Regions from separate parts of the Homo sapiens genome. Here regions 2, 3, 4 and 5 are each linked to region 1. The links are chromatin contacts, found by Hi-C in ENCODE. All regions are on one chromosome and are shown on one strand. The core of a region is the stretch at or near the end of the contact, and the rest is flanking DNA. Distances in the headings are between cores, read along the strand shown. Region 1 holds the start of TMEM9 (transmembrane protein 9). Region 2 holds the start of ARL8A (ARF like GTPase 8A). Region 3 holds the start of TIMM17A (translocase of inner mitochondrial membrane 17A). Region 4 holds the start of ZNF281 (zinc finger protein 281). Region 5 holds the start of IPO9-AS1 (IPO9 antisense RNA 1).

Region 1 (2,871 bases), core at 142-2,641:
AGCAGGAGACAGAAAGCCTTATGTTGCTGTGTCTAACAGCTGATACAGGTATTCTGGTGATGCTACTGTGCTTAGTTACCCTGAACACATCATTTATTTTCACTGTGTTAATAGTACATCATATTTTTTTACCGTTAAGAACTTATGTGTAACGTAAGAAAATATTTATCGGTAGCATATAAATTCATTGTCAGGAATGGTGGTGATGCCAACCAACCAGACTATCCACATGGGTGCCTGAGATAGTGACGCCTTTGCTTTCTGATGGTTCAGTGTAGATAAACTTTGTTTCATGCACACAATTATTGAAAATATTGTATAAAATTACCTTCGGGCTATGTATATACAGCATATATGAAACATAAACGAACTTCAGGTTTAGACTTAGGTCCCCTCCCCAAGATAGCTCATTTTTTATGTGCAAATACTCCCAAATCCAAAAATATCTGAAACAAAACATACTTTGGTCCAAAGCAAAGGAAGGTATGGAGAACTTAGATAACTTCTCCAAACTTCCTTGCTGGAAGTCCACCACTGATCTGTCTGATCAGAGTGAGCCAGTGCTCTGTGCCCCACCCTTCCTCACTCCTCACCCGCACTATCCTTAGGGAGGCCAGCAGCCTTGAACCTGAAGGAAGACCACTAAAAGAAGTATGGCCCATAGGTGAGTGAGAGGCAGGCTTAAGGAGCAGCTGGCTACCTCTGAGTCAGCCCTGTAGACAGGGTGGCCGTGCACTGTGGTCGTGACCAGGTGCTGCAGGCTCACCTCCCTCACCTTGTTGGCTTCAGCTGGGGGCACCAGCAAACACCCGACCACAGCCACCAAAGATAAGAGCTTCATGCTTATCAGGCTTGCTGGGCCAGCAAAGCCGGACACCTGGAAAAAGAGATACGGAGTCGGAGAAGGGGAAGGTGGCCACACCGCAGCCAGCACGCTAGGCCCTTAACCATCCGGCCAAGTGGGAATGGGGTTGGGGGCTGGGCTCCAGGATTCCAAGGCCTGCTAAACCTGGTCGCCAAACCCTGCTTCCCTCCCGCCCAACTCTCCGGCTCTCCGCCAGCCACCTGGTGAGCCCGGCAGAGGGGTCCTCGAGGGGACACCGCTGCCAGGGGCCTCCAGTTCCTTCTCAAGGCCCGGCTCTGACCCGCGCATCACGTCCCACCGCCCTCCGCCATCTCCGCCTCTGCCCGCCCCGCAGCTCCTCCCCGCTCGGGCCCGACGGGAACTTTTGGGTGCGAGTCTGGGACCCCTGCTCCGACGGCGAAGGCCGGTGCCCACCACGCCCAGAGGTCTTAAGCCGGACTGGGACCCCCAATAGCCCCGCGACCCCCGTCCCCTCCCCCAATGCCGCGTCCACGAACCTACAAGCCCGCTGCAGCCGCAAAAGACCCAGTTGTCCCCGCCCTCTCCTAGCTTCTATTGGTTGCCAGAGCAGCCCCTTAACCCGACCGCGCTGTCGCCATGGCAACAAGACCCGCCTTCACCTGGGCGGGGAGACTCTTGCGCAAGGGAGAGGCGGGCATTTCTCAAACCCGACCAAACCAGAAAAGGGAACGTCAGCCTTCCAAACTCCTGGGGAAGGGTCTTGCCTTTGTGTGGCCTGAGAACTCCCACTGCGGTGCTTCTCCCTTCCTTGTATTATAAAACTCAGCTTGTTTCATCTTGCTGTTTTAGAAAGAAAGCGCTTTATACACTGTAAGCTAGTAACGTCAACAAAAACGATACGAGATTGAAGGGCTTTGTCCTCATTCAAAATCTGGAAATGTTATTTAGGGATCCACGTCTTTGCTGCAGAAGACTTTCTGCGCGGCAACGTCTCTACCCCTACACACACCTCTGAGAAGGAGAAATCTAGGGTTGGCGATGGGTGGTGTGGGCTGGGCCTGTGAAGAGTGTGCACAACAGCGTCCTCAGCCTGATCCCCCTACCCCATGCTGGTGCTGGGCCTGGCAAAATGGGGCAAAGTGTGCATGGCCAGGATGCAGGGGTGAGGGTCCCTGGCTGCTATGTGGCAGATGTGAACTTCTTGCCAGCTGTGAAGGAAAGGGGAGTCATATGAATTCAGGGCACCAGACCCGGAGTGAGGACACCGGGGCTTTGGCCCTGGCGCTCCCCCTAAGCAGCTGTGTTAGCCTGGAAAAGATACCTCCCTTCTCTGGGCCTCAGCTTCCCTTACTTCCCTTATCTGTAAAATGATTCGGTTGGATTCTAAGATCCCCTTCAGCTTTGATATGTTGGGATTCCTTAGGGGTGGGTGGGAGGGGTATCAATATGGCCCAAACTTGAGGTTGGTGGCTGGATTAGCATAGGGGCTGGGTCCAGGTGGAATCAAGCCCCTCGCAGGCCCTGTGAACTGAGGTGGGCACTTATCTGGAGGCCACTGAGTTTGTGTTCCTCTCTCCTATGCTTATGTCTTATTCCTCTTTATATCCTTGCCACCTGGCAGAGTGACCTGTGTTTGGTAGGTGCTCAGGAAGTGTTTGCTAAACTGAATTCTATAGAATTAAATTAAATCTAGTTGGCAGGGGGCAGGGGCAGGAGGCCTGCAGTGTGATGCAAAGGTCAGGGGCTTTGGAGCTAGAGTGACCAGGGCAGGAATCCTGGTTCCTCCCTTCCTAGTTGTGTGAATTTGGGTGGTTTCCTTTAGGACACCGCCTTTGGATCTTTGGAAGTCTTTGGAATCCTTTCAGAAGTCTCGGTTTCCATGCCCATAAAATGGGATTAATATTACCAAATTTTCAAGGTGGTTGTAGGGATATAATGAGTTTACATATGCAAAGCACCTAGAACAGCATCTGACACAAAGAGGGAGGCTCTATAAATGGCAATGTTAGCTCATTGTGGAGGTCAGAATGGCTGCTTTGGTGAGC
Region 2 (2,871 bases), core at 254-2,753, 990 kb after region 1:
CCTCGAGCTTTCCATCTGCCTTCATGCCTCAGGTCCAATGAAGTGACGTCCCCTGCCTTCTAGGACGCTGAGAACTGTCGAGGAGGCCCATCTTCTGCAAGGTGGGGCAACAACACGGACAGGTAGAGGTACCTAGGCCGGCTGGATACATTCCTCTGCTGACCTATCTCATCAGTATCTTTGGTTACTATCTGGCCAACTCACAGTTGTGGGAAACCTCAGCTTTGGGACTGGGGCCAGGTCCCTGGACAACCCCAGCCCCTGTCCCATGCTTCCTCGACCCACAAGCCCTGTCTAGCCTGGCTCTGACAGGCAGGCCGCAGCCATTACGGCAGCCTCAGCTCACACCCATGGAGCTCATCTTCCCCTTTTTTGAGAGAGATTTTAACTCCTTCCCCACCACTCCCCTGGCGCTGAAAGACTTACAATCACCCACTTCAGTGTTGACGACCCAAAGCCCTTAGAGCCACTCTCCCAAGGCCCCAGTGGGCCGTGCCCCTACACCTCATCCTCTCTTGTCGGGAGCACCTGCTCCTGCAAACTTCTGAGCCAGACGGAGTCTCCAAACTCCCGTTACCATGCGATCCTCCCTGGACCCCCGGCTAGACACTGCGGGTCGGGGAGAAGTTGGGGAGGAGTCTGGGCTTGAGCCAAGGGCCTCAGCTGACTCCTCTACCCCGGGGGATACCTCCCCTCCCCCTCAATAGGGCCGGGGCTTCCTCTTCCGGCAAGGAGGGGTTAAGCCCTCTGGGTGGGGCTGGGCTTGCCCAAACCCCCTCCTCAAGCCTCTCGGCCGCCCCGTCCCGTGACCCTCTACCCGCGGGACAGGAAGGCCCGTGCACTTTCGCCCCGTCATGCCCCCTTGCGCGGGGGCCAGAGGGGGCCCGTCTCAGCCGGCAGCGGGTCCCTCCTGCTTCGAGAGCCCCTCGGTGCCGCCTGCCCCGTGGCACCGGCCCTGTCTGTTCGTCCCCCTTCCCCTGCCCCCAGCCGTGCAGTACCGGCCCGGGTGAGAGAGCGGGTCGCGCGCCGCCCCGGTCCCCCACGGCACGGGCCGTACTAGGCCCCAAGCGCTCGGGGCCGGCTCCTCCCCCGCCCGGCGCCCGGCCGTGCCCGGCTATGCCAGGCGGCGACCCCGGCTCAGCAGGGCGCGGCGCGGGCGGGGACAGGCCCGACCCGCGGCCCGCGCCCGGGGACCCCGCGCCCGACGCCCTCGTACCGCGATCACGTTGACGAAGGTGGTCTTGCCCGAGTACTGAAGCCCGACCAGCGTGAGCTCCATCTCCTCCTTCCAGAATAGGGCCTTGAACCAGTCCAGCAGCTTGTTGAACAAAGCGATCATGGTCGCTGCCGCCGGCCCCGCCCGGTGCCAGGTCCCCGCCGCCCCTCGCTGCCCTCGCGCTGCGGCCCGGAGCGGCCCCTCCCCGGTACGGCCCGGGTCCCGCGGCTCGGTGCGGGCGGAGGCTCGAGCGCGGCTGCCGACGACTCGCTGCCCCGGAATCGGCTCGCCGATGGGTGTGGCTTCCGCGCCCTCCTCCTCCGCCGCCGCCGCCGCCCTCCCTCGCGGCCGGGCCGTGTCCTGCTCGCACCCGAGCGCGCGCTCCTCCCTCGCTGGAGCCGGGGGGCCAGGGGCCGCACCCGCAGGTGGGGTGAGCAGGGAATCCGCAGGTGGGGTGAGCAGGGAATCCGCAGGCTTCAGCGGCGGGGGTTGACCGGCAGCTGGCGTCGAGAGGCGCTTGGGAAATGGGGTCTAATTTATTTTAGACCCTGTCCCCGACTGCCGCGCCCTGACTGGCACCCCCTTTCTTAAAGGGTGGTGGGCTCGAGGTGGGTGAGGTTCCGGTTAAGCAGGAGCCTTTTCAGGTTGAAGGAGAGTGGGTCACCCACTTCCCAGGACACGGAGATGAGATCTCTACGACAGGGAGGCAGATGGAGGCTTTTTTGTCCCTGAACCCTTGCCTCTGAGCATTCCTGGGTACAGTCCCATCCTCTCAAAATGCACCCAGTGCAGAGGGACAACCGTATTCGGGTCTTTTAATACTCCATCTTGTTTTGTTCACCACAATTTACCCCGACCACTTGTTAGGAAGCCTCTGGCCCCAAGTGAAACGGACGCTTGAACTTGCTCCGGATTTTTACCAGCATCCCCAAGATACCCAAACAGATACAGTCCTGGCAGGGGGTTTTCAGTGAGGAACGTCTGTGACAAAGGAAAATGTTGCCCTGTTTTGGTGAAAAGCAGAGTATTCTTCAGGAGGAGAAGTGATAGTTCTCCTCTTGAAGTGGGTCTGGAGTGCCTGCAAAGATGCCTTACTCCTGCCCCTCTCCTTGCAAGACCCACCCATAGGACCTGCTCAGGCAGGCTGACAACCTCAGCTGGCAGTCCCGGGTAGGCTCAGGCTTCGGGCAGTCCCCAGCCTATGCTGGCTGCCCGTTGGGGTTTGGTTTTCAAATGTAGTCATATGTAGTCTATTGTTTTAGTCAAAAGTGGGTAAACTATCAATATCAACCATATCTGTCCAATCAACTGGAGTTAGATGACCCCAAATAGTCAAACAGTTACCAAAGTAGAAGAATCACAAGGTTTCGGCTAGCATAATATTGTTTTTTTTTTTTTTTTTGATGGGGTCTCACTGTGTGGCCCAGGCTGGAGTGCAGCGGTGGGATCTCGACTCACTGCAGCCTCCACCTCCTCGGGCTCAGGTGATTCTTCTACCTCAGCCTCCCGAGTAGCTGGGACTACAGGCATGCGCCACCATGCCAGCCTAATTTTTGTATATTTGGTAGAGACGGGGTTTTGCCATGTTGTCCAGGCTGGTCTCGAAGCCCTGAGCTCAAGCCATCTGCCTGCCTCAGCCTCCCAAAGTGCTGGGA
Region 3 (2,871 bases), core at 252-2,751, 800 kb after region 1:
AGACGGGGTTTCACCATGTTGGTCAGGCTGGTCTCGAACTCCTGACCTCGTGATCCGCCCGCCTCGGCCTCCCAAAGTGCTGGGATTACAGGCGTGTGCCACTGCGCCCGGCCTCTTCCATTATTTATGACATTGACTTTTCCGTAAAATAAATATATACATATTTTTAAAGTTAATTACAAACGTACAGAATGGAGAGGAGCACTTTAACAGCCATCACATGATTGGGATTTTGTTGACAGTAAACTAAAAGCTCCATGGGTCCCAACCTTTTTTTTTTTTTTTTTTTGACAGTGTCTCACTCTGTCACTAGAGTGCAGTGGCATGATCACAGCTCCCTGCGGGGTAGATCTCCTGGGCTCAAGCTATCTTCCCGCCTCAGTCTCCCGAACAGTCAGGGCTACAGGCACGTGTCACCACGCCCGGCCTGGTCCCCATAAGTCCCCTCTTCTCCGAGCCAAACATCTTCACACCTTCTGGTGATCATTAGTGGAGAGGCCTGTGAGAGGCTCTGGTGTCAATGTCCCTGAAATCGAGGGCTCCAAATTGGTCATGGCTCTCCAGATGGCCCAAACAGTTCCAGTTCACAAACATTTATTGAGCATCTACTACATTCCAGGCACTGTGGTTATTATAAATCACTGAGACACTGTTTGCCCTAAAGGAGCTACGTGTATTTGGTAACAGCTTCACAGTAAGTGACGAATAAGATAGCATTAATCCACATTTGACAGCAAAAGTACCAAAAAAGAAAGAAAGAAAAAGAAGAGAGAGAAAGGAAAGAAAAGAAAAGAAGAGAAAGAAAGAGGCCGGGTGCGGCGGCTCACGCCTGTAATTCTAGCACTCTGGGAGGCCGAGGTGGGCGGATCACGAGGTCAGGAGTTCGAGTCCAGCCTGATCAACATGGCGAAACCCCGTCTCTACTAAAAAAACATAAAAATTAGCCGGACCTGGTGGCGCCCGCCTGTAGTCCCAGCTACTCAGGAGGCTAAGGCAGGAGAATCGCTTGAACTCGGGAGGCGGAGGTTGCAGTGAGCCGAGATCTCGCCGCTGCACTCCAGCCTGGGCGACAGAGCCAGACTCTGTCTCAAAAAAAAAAAGAAGAAGAAAAGAAAAAGAAAGAAAGAAAAAGGATGGAAGGAGAGAAGAAAAGGAAAGGGGGAAGGGAAGGGGGAAGGGAAGGCGGAAGGGAAGGGAAAGAAAGAAGCGTATTTAGGCAGTATCGCGTTGATTTCAGTCCACGGAACCTCTGGTGACCGGGTAGTGTGACTCCGTCATTGGTAGCCCCCCGCCCACACAGCCGGGACTCGCGGCCTTTGAGGACGTGGGCAGGGCCAGTCTCGCCACGCCGCGGCCAATGCCCCGACCACACGCTGGCCACAGGAGTCCTGGCTCCCATTGGCTGCAGCGGGAAATGGTGAACCAATGCTCATAGACCTTAACGCCCTCCTCTCGGGATCACTTCCGCCTCTGGGGTCAGGCTCCGCCCAGCTTGCCCGGCATCACTCGCGGCATTGGAGTCAAGATGGAGGAGTACGCGCGAGAGCCTTGGTGAGCTTCACCGCTGTCTTTGCATTTCTCTTGCCCCCCTGCCCACTGCCCTCCTTCTCCCTTGTCCAGGCTCCCAAGGTGCAAGCCAGACTCAACCGCAGCCTCGTCGACTTGGGCCTGGTAACTGGGCAATGCGGTCTTTCGCGGCCAGTCGGCTTCTTAGCCCTGTACTTAGTACCTCCCCGGCCGCGTGAGCCTCCCTCTCCCAACCCAGCACCCGTGTGACCTTGTGATGGATGGTAAGGAGGTCCAGACTTGAGTTTGATAGAACCTCGGAACCTCCTCCCAACGCAGGGCGTAATCGACTTTATGCGGGGCCAGTTATAATCCCCCCTGTTCGTCGAGGTGACCTTGGGCGCGTCCCTCCGTCTCGCCTTGCTCAGTTCCTGCGTTGAGGAACTGAAGAATAGGCATTTGAGGGAGTGTCATTCTTGAGGTTTTACTTGTATCATGATATGTGTCCACAGAGTGAAGCATTTTAAATGAATGGAACATAGATTTTAGCCAAGGGGTCTGGATAAGCTTCTTTATTGCGTGGGGCCTTGTTTTCCTTCTTGGAATTCTTTCTTGAGGGTAGAGGGGGACAAAAATTACCTGGGAAATAGGAAGAGGTAATAGCATGTGTTCTCTGAAAAGCCATGGACAGAAATTCATTGTTACATCCAGCGTTTATTGAGTATGAATAAACCAGACACATAGATAATTATAAAACGATGTAATTGCTGTCAGAAGTCTCAGGTTGCCAGAGTTTAAAGTTTCTAGGGTCATAGGTAAAAAATCAAATCTTGATATTTCGGTTAATCATTTGTTTTATTGTGTAAGAGCAACAACCAAGATGTCCTCAATTTGTGAAAGTGCCCAGGACCTTAAATTACTACTCTGGTATCCTAGCCTTGTTGCATGTTTTATGTTCCCCTCTCCCATAAATGGCATACAAAATATAAGTTTTAGGGTCTCCTGGCTCTTCAAACTTATCTTCTTCAAAGCAGTTATCCTCCATTCTGGATTGTGCTCAGATATGTAGGACTCAGCACACTGTAAATAGCTGTTTGATGTACTATAATGACACAGGTTAGCAGAGAGTTAAAATATTTAACTATGTTGAGTTAAAGATCTTAGAAAAATAAGGCCGGGTGTGGTGGCTCACGCCTGTAATCCCAGCACTTTGGAAGGCCGAGGCGGATCACGAGGTCAGGAGTTCAAGACCAGCCTGGCCAGTATGGTGAAACCCCGTCTCTACTAAAAATACAAATATTAGCCGGGCGTGGTGGCACGCGCCTGTAGTCCCAGCTACTTGGGAGGCTGAGGCAGGAGAATCAC
Region 4 (2,871 bases), core at 140-2,639, 740 kb before region 1:
ATACTGTTGGCAAGTGTCACACTTATATGGCTTTTCTCCACTATGTGTCCTCTTGTGTCTCTCCATATGGTACTTCTGAATAAACTTCATGCTGCACTGATCACATCCAAATGGCTTCTCTCTACTATGAATTTTCTCATGTCTCTGTAGTAGGTATTTCTGAATGAAACCCATACTACACTGGCTGCACTGGAAAGGTCTTTCTCCTGTATGAATGAGGACATGTCTCCGCAGGTGATAGGAGCTTCGGAAAGCAGCACTACAGTGATCACAGATATGAGGTTTCTGACTTGGGGAGAGGATGGCACCTTCTCCATCTCCAACCAAAGAAGGTTTGGAAGATGCACTTGGCTTCCTCTTGGCTTTGATTCCCTGAGATTCTGGCTTTGGCCTTTTTGCCTTTTTGACATTAGTGTCCTGCTTTGGCTCCTCAGTGCCATGGTGGTCATCAGTCCTGCTACTGCTGCTGAGTAATACGTCACGGTGGTGCTGGGCTGGTTGCTGCTGGACATGCTGGTGGAGAATACTGAGGTCCTGGATGACGCCGTGACTCCCCCCTTCACCGCCTCCTAGGCCTGGAGACCTCTCTTCAGCTCCAGCGAACAGCCCCCCATAGTGGTGGTGGTGATGGTGGTGGTGGGACTGCTGCTCCTCAGGATCCGCGGGTTTCTCCTGTTTGATGCTAACCAAAGACTGCAAGAACCCCCAGGAGGTCCTCTGCGAGGGGAAGGCCGCGGCTGACGCCGCCGGCTCCTTCTTGAAAGTCATGTCCGGGGCTGGCGGAGGGGGGGGCTCAGCGGCCGGGGCTGCGGAGGTAGAGGAGGATAACACGCATTGCGGGGGAGGGGCGGCCGACCCCGCCGGCCGGGTGAAGCTGGTGACCGGGGGAAGACGGTGGTTGAACATAACCATACCCTGGGGAAAGGTGGGTTCCATCTCTGCCCTCCTGCCGCTGCTGCCGCCGCCGCCGCCGCCGCCACTACCACCGCCGCCGGAGCCGCTACCACCGCTACTGCCGGTACCTCCGCCGCCACTCAGGAACCCACTGCCGATTTTCATACCCCGGAGGAGGCCTGGCTGAAGAAAGGAGGAGGAAGAGGGAAGAGGGAGGAAAGGAGGTGGAACCGGGCCCCGGGCCGGGACCACCGCAGCGCTAAGGACCCCGCCGCGCCGCCGCCCAGACCGCAACGCGCCCAGCACTAATTCCCAGCCCAGTCGCCTCCGGCACCGGCACGCATGGTCCTGCGACTCTTCCCCAGGCCTCGCCCTCTCCCTCCTGGACCCACCGGCAATACTTACGGGTCCCGCCGCCGCCGCAGCCGCCGTCGCCTCCAGTTAATAAAAATAACGCCGTCCTCTCCACAATGGAATTAAAAGCCTCCCGTGTACTGCGCAGCCGCGGCGCAGTGTCTGCTGGGAACTCCTCGACCCGGCCAGAGGGGAGGGCTAAGGAGCCAGGGCGCCTGCGCCGCAGCTTCCGCCCGGCCTGCCTGTCAATCACTGGGGCCGTTGGGCGGAGGCGGGGGAGCAAGGGCAGGGGAGGCGGGGATTTGGAGCCCTGCTAAAAAGGGGCTTTCGAGGCGAACAGGCGTGATTGGTGGGCTGCACTGAAGGAGATGAAAGTGGTTGAGGGTTTCTGGGGGAAAGACGCTCAGGAGGTGGAACCCAAGGGGCGGGAAGTTACGGGGGACTGTACTACAGCGTGGCGTGGGAGATGCAGAGAAAGGGGCTGGAAGAGAAGGTGAGGGAAACTGAGGATTCAATGTTAGGGCTTTCTTCACTCTAGGTTTTGCAATCCAGGTCTTGAAATAAAATTCAAACCTAGAAGTGGATCATTGAGGGCACTTTTGATTCTATCAAGAAGCATTCAACTCCAAATGCTCAACATTTATTAAAACAGGTGCTTATGTTATCCCTTTGAATTTGGAAGCACTAATAATGGGCGCATATCCTTTGCATTTATGGGAGGAGCCTGCTTTGAAACCGCAATTAGTGGTACCGTTGCAACAAAAAAAAAAAAAAGAAAAAGAAAAAAACTTGTCTTACTGCCAACCTTCCTGAAGGCTACTGGAAGAGGAAACCGAGCGTAATCCAGGTGCAGCAGTCCTGTAAAACACGCCCACACACATACTTCATTATCATTACATCTTATTTAAATGCCCCCGTACCTTAGCCTGGCTAATCAGTCTGTTTGCCACGTTATGAATGCCTGGCCCTTTATATTGTTTATGAAAAATTAACCACCAGGCCATTCTAAGAGCTCTGCTAGGATCAACTCTTTCCTCGCCAGTACAGAATACCGAGAAACTCATTGCAAATTTAGAAATTTTTCTTGTAAGGGAAAATTATGAAGTAAAATCTTAAAATCAAAGTTATATCAACAAAATCAAACAACAAATATTTATTCAGTGTCTAATGTACACAAGGCACTCGATTTCATGTTAAGCATGCAGAAATCTAAACCAGACACTTTCCTAGCAAAGGATATTTATAAATGAGAAATTTTAAATAAAAGAACTAGAACTATGACAACAGCTTATTTACATAGTATGTTTTCTTAATGAAGTTACATGTACATCACAATGTTTCTAGCTAAATAACTTCTCATAATTAAATAATAAATTCTCTGGGAAATTTCACAATCGAAACCATAGGGATTATTTACTAATACTTATGGACCTCTCTCAGCCTGCCCTAAAAATTTTACAGACAATATTTAATGAGAATTTTGAGATAAGAAGAAATTGCTTTTTTTCTAATCCCATGAAACAACATGTAAGTATTCCACCACTTAAACTGACACTTTAATACTGTCAAGTATAGTTGTGATATTGTGAAATATATATTTGGACTTTGAACCGTTTTGTGGCA
Region 5 (2,871 bases), core at 105-2,604, 680 kb after region 1:
GTATTTTTTTGTAGAGACGAAGTCTCGCTATGTTGCCCAGGCTGTTCTCGAAATCCTGGGCTCAAGCGATCCTCCTGCCTCGGCCTCCCAAAGTGCTAGGATTAGAGGCGTGAGCCACTGCGCCTCGCCACACCCTGCATTTTTAACACCTCACTGGAGCGCTCATCCTCTCCACCTGCTCCGCTATTCAGGAGCGGCTCTGCACCGTAGGCCATTTCCCACGACCAGCTGCTGACAACCATATCATCAAACTGCTCTTGTTCTCGCACCCCTTAAATGTCCAGCCATAATTTCTCAGGGAAAAAAATTTATACATTTTCAACAAATAGGATTCATTCTCAAATAGTCACATACAACACTCACTCTGGAAGAAACTCCCTTTCACATGCCGGTGTCTCCCCTGCCCAGCCACTTCCCAGCTTTGAGGTTGGGCTCATCTAGGCTGGAAAACCAAGGGACTGGGCCGTGGTTTTCCCACTTCCACTTCCCAGTTTGCTTTAGTTTATTTTCCCCCCTCTTTGGATTCCTGAGGCTAAGATGAAGAGAGTCACTTGAGCCAACTTTTTTTCAGTGTTTGGGGGGAAAAGAATGTGGTTTAAAATAGGGGCTATTTGTGACCCAGACCTCTCTCCTTAAAGCCCTCTACATCTATTCCCATCCCGCCTCCTCTCTCCTAACACCTGAAAGATGCATGAATATAAAGTCATATATCATGAACTTTATTCCAAATGAGATTGCTAACTTACTGTGCAACTTTAGGAAAGCCCCTTAACCTGTCTGGGGCTCAGTTTTCACACAAATCCAGAGATCCTTGCAGAGAAAGGTGCAGTTCTCGTTCAGGCAGCAGGAGGCGCTGTCTCTGGAGGCTTAGATTCATTCCCCGCCCTCCGCCCGCTCCCGCCCGCCTCTGGTGCGCAGGCGCGGCTTCGCGGATTGGCCGCGCGCGGGGGCCGTCATTCGGTGGCGGGTCCCGGCCGCGGGGCTGGCGGGCTGAGGGGAGAAAAGATGGCGGCGGCGGCGGCAGCTGGTGCGGCCTCCGGGCTGCCGGGTCCAGTGGCACAAGGATTAAAGGAAGCGTTAGTGGATACGCTCACCGGGATCCTATCCCCAGTACAGGAGGTGCGGGCGGCTGCTGAAGAACAGATTAAGGTGCTGGAGGTGACGGAGGGTGAGTGAGGCGGGACCGTCACGAGGATGGCTCAGCCGCACAATCCGCTGACCGCAGCTCCGTACCGGCTGGGGACATGGGGAGCCTGAGCCAGTTGGAGATGTGGGCGCCGAGAAGTGGAGCAGGAAGCGAGAGATTGATGTCGCTGGTGGTTGTGAAAGTCCGAGAGAGGAGAGGCGCGCCTGAAGGATAGGGTCGGGGGAGGTGGAGCCTGGGAGTGGGGGAGGGAGGGTGGAGACTTGAAAAGATAGATGGAGCCTAGAATCTGCAGGGGACGGAGATGGAGCTAGACTTGGTGCTGTTGGAGGAAGTAGCGCGGTCGGGGAAATATTTTTTGAGTCCAGGACCAAAGTCTTTCGCTGTTCTCTTCACCAGCTGGATTGTACTGGGATAAGAGTAGGGGGAGCTATTAGTAGGAGTGGTGAAGGGTAGGGCCTCGAAAAGGCGGCTATCAAAGCTTAATAGATGTCATCAAACAAGTTTCTGCCTCTGAGTTATAAACCTAGCTAGTTGTTTGTACTCTTCGTGTTTTCCCAGAAATTAAATGCATATGCGATTGCTTCACTGTCCTGACCATACTTAACGTTTATTTTAAAAATAATTTGCCCTTATTAAATACCTTTGTGCATTTCTGTTTGGAGGAACTGATCATCCTTTGTTTTTGATTCTTTGTCTCCGTCCTCTATTGTGTGCTTTAAAGTGATGGAGAAGAAAATAAACCATTGGTTCGAGATTTTCTATCAATTTCCTGCCGCGTGAGCCTTTCACCGGGTCCAGTGTAGCTACCACAAAGAACAATTTAATCCAGAAACAGGAGGAGAAATCTTCTTGGTCTTTGTGTAAGAAATATATCTGGTCAGAGCTTCACTGGAACTCCAAATCCTCAGAATCTCCCAACTCAGGAATATTTCCACCACCACTTAAATACTTCATCAGAGATATGGGAAATTGTCCCATCACACACCCATCATATTCAAAACCTTCAGTTAGCTCTCCTACTGGACGTATTTCTATTGAAAAGAATTTAGAACAAATCTCTCTTAAATTTAGTTTACATTCTTTCACAGTATGAAAGAGCTGTTGAAAACAAATTTTCTTCTGTTGGAAATATGTTAAGATTTGGGATCTAACAGGCTAAGGACCATTTTGAAGGCCCACTTGTAATTGTCATTGTTTTATAAAATATCAGATCTATACAGGAGAAACCACTGGTTAGGAGAAAGCTGTTTGAGAACCATGTATAAACTAATCTAAAGGAATTTTTAGCGGCTTCTAAATAAAATTCGTTTATGCACATTAATGTCTGTCCCCCTTGAGTATGAGGAAGGAAGAGTGACAAAGCAAAGGAACCTCATCACATTCAAGTTGTCACCTGAATAAAACTTGAGAGTCTGGTGCAAATTCATCTTAACTAAACCTTCCCTGAGTGGTACCCAGTGCTCCTGGTGCTCCAAATGCATGTCTGGCACCTTTGTATGAAAGGTGGACCTTGACTTGTATTTAAACTGTCTTACAACAACTCCACTTTTGCTCTGATCTTTTCAACTTTAGCCAAATGCCATGGTCTCATCTGGGCAAAGTCAATTATAAAGTTCTCGAGGTCTTTTTTGAAACTCTGATTCCTCACTTTATTCATCTTTTTTTTCTTGAGACTGGGTCTCGCTCTATCGTGTAGACTTTGGAGCAGTGATGCCATCATGGCT

The links. Hi-C counts contacts between places; a loop is a spot of excess contacts on that map. Pooled maps may share reads with other maps.
Region 2: a map of B cell shows a loop between it and region 1 (9-fold over the local background). The contact joins the promoter of ARL8A here to the promoter of TMEM9 in region 1. A Hi-C loop is called at or near these places in 2 of 168 maps with a recorded cell type or tissue (B cell and CD4-positive, alpha-beta T cell) and 1 of 50 pooled maps.
Region 3: a loop to region 1 is called in a map of naive thymus-derived CD4-positive, alpha-beta T cell, with 7 times the contacts of the local background. The contact joins the promoter of TIMM17A here to the promoter of TMEM9 in region 1. A Hi-C loop is called at or near these places in 1 of 168 maps with a recorded cell type or tissue (naive thymus-derived CD4-positive, alpha-beta T cell), 1 of 37 single-sample maps with no recorded cell type and 7 of 50 pooled maps.
Region 4: a loop to region 1 is called in a map of CD8-positive, alpha-beta T cell, with 7 times the contacts of the local background. The contact joins the promoter of ZNF281 here to the promoter of TMEM9 in region 1. A Hi-C loop is called at or near these places in 3 of 168 maps with a recorded cell type or tissue (CD4-positive, alpha-beta T cell, CD8-positive, alpha-beta T cell and naive thymus-derived CD4-positive, alpha-beta T cell) and 9 of 50 pooled maps.
Region 5: a loop to region 1 is called in a map of CD4-positive, alpha-beta T cell, with 3 times the contacts of the local background. The contact joins the promoter of IPO9-AS1 here to the promoter of TMEM9 in region 1. A Hi-C loop is called at or near these places in 2 of 168 maps with a recorded cell type or tissue (CD4-positive, alpha-beta T cell and naive thymus-derived CD4-positive, alpha-beta T cell) and 8 of 50 pooled maps.

What each region holds. Positions count from the first base shown.
Region 1 is chr1:201,153,083-201,155,953 of GRCh38, forward strand. It overlaps TMEM9 (transmembrane protein 9), which reads right to left and starts at 1,392. Exons shown (of 5, transcript NM_001288565.2): 1 at 776-1,392. The coding sequence starts at 841. RefSeq lists an enhancer at 629-778 and a silencer at 1,189-1,468.
Region 2 is chr1:202,143,234-202,146,104 of GRCh38, forward strand. It overlaps ARL8A (ARF like GTPase 8A), which reads right to left and starts at 1,504. Exons shown (of 7, transcript NM_138795.4): 1 at 1,217-1,504. The coding sequence starts at 1,339. RefSeq lists silencers at 445-494, 995-1,704.
Region 3 is chr1:201,954,002-201,956,872 of GRCh38, forward strand. TIMM17A (translocase of inner mitochondrial membrane 17A) reads left to right here and starts at 1,502. Exons shown (of 6, transcript NM_006335.3): 1 at 1,502-1,551. The coding sequence starts at 1,526. RefSeq lists an enhancer at 1,491-1,780.
Region 4 is chr1:200,408,647-200,411,517 of GRCh38, forward strand. It overlaps ZNF281 (zinc finger protein 281), which reads right to left and starts at 1,390. Exons shown (of 2, transcript NM_001281293.2): 1 at 1,300-1,390; 2 at 1-1,077. The coding sequence starts at 1,059. RefSeq lists enhancers at 639-1,216, 1,217-1,794, 1,795-2,372, 1,919-1,968, 2,644-2,871 and a silencer at 1,399-1,578.
Region 5 is chr1:201,828,205-201,831,075 of GRCh38, forward strand. IPO9-AS1 (IPO9 antisense RNA 1) reads right to left here and starts at 1,355. Exons shown (of 3, transcript NR_046696.1): 1 at 747-1,355. It overlaps IPO9 (importin 9), which reads left to right and starts at 953. Exons shown (of 24, transcript NM_018085.5): 1 at 953-1,168. The coding sequence starts at 1,006. RefSeq lists enhancers at 1-66, 67-580, 737-1,031, 1,043-1,252 and a silencer at 753-992.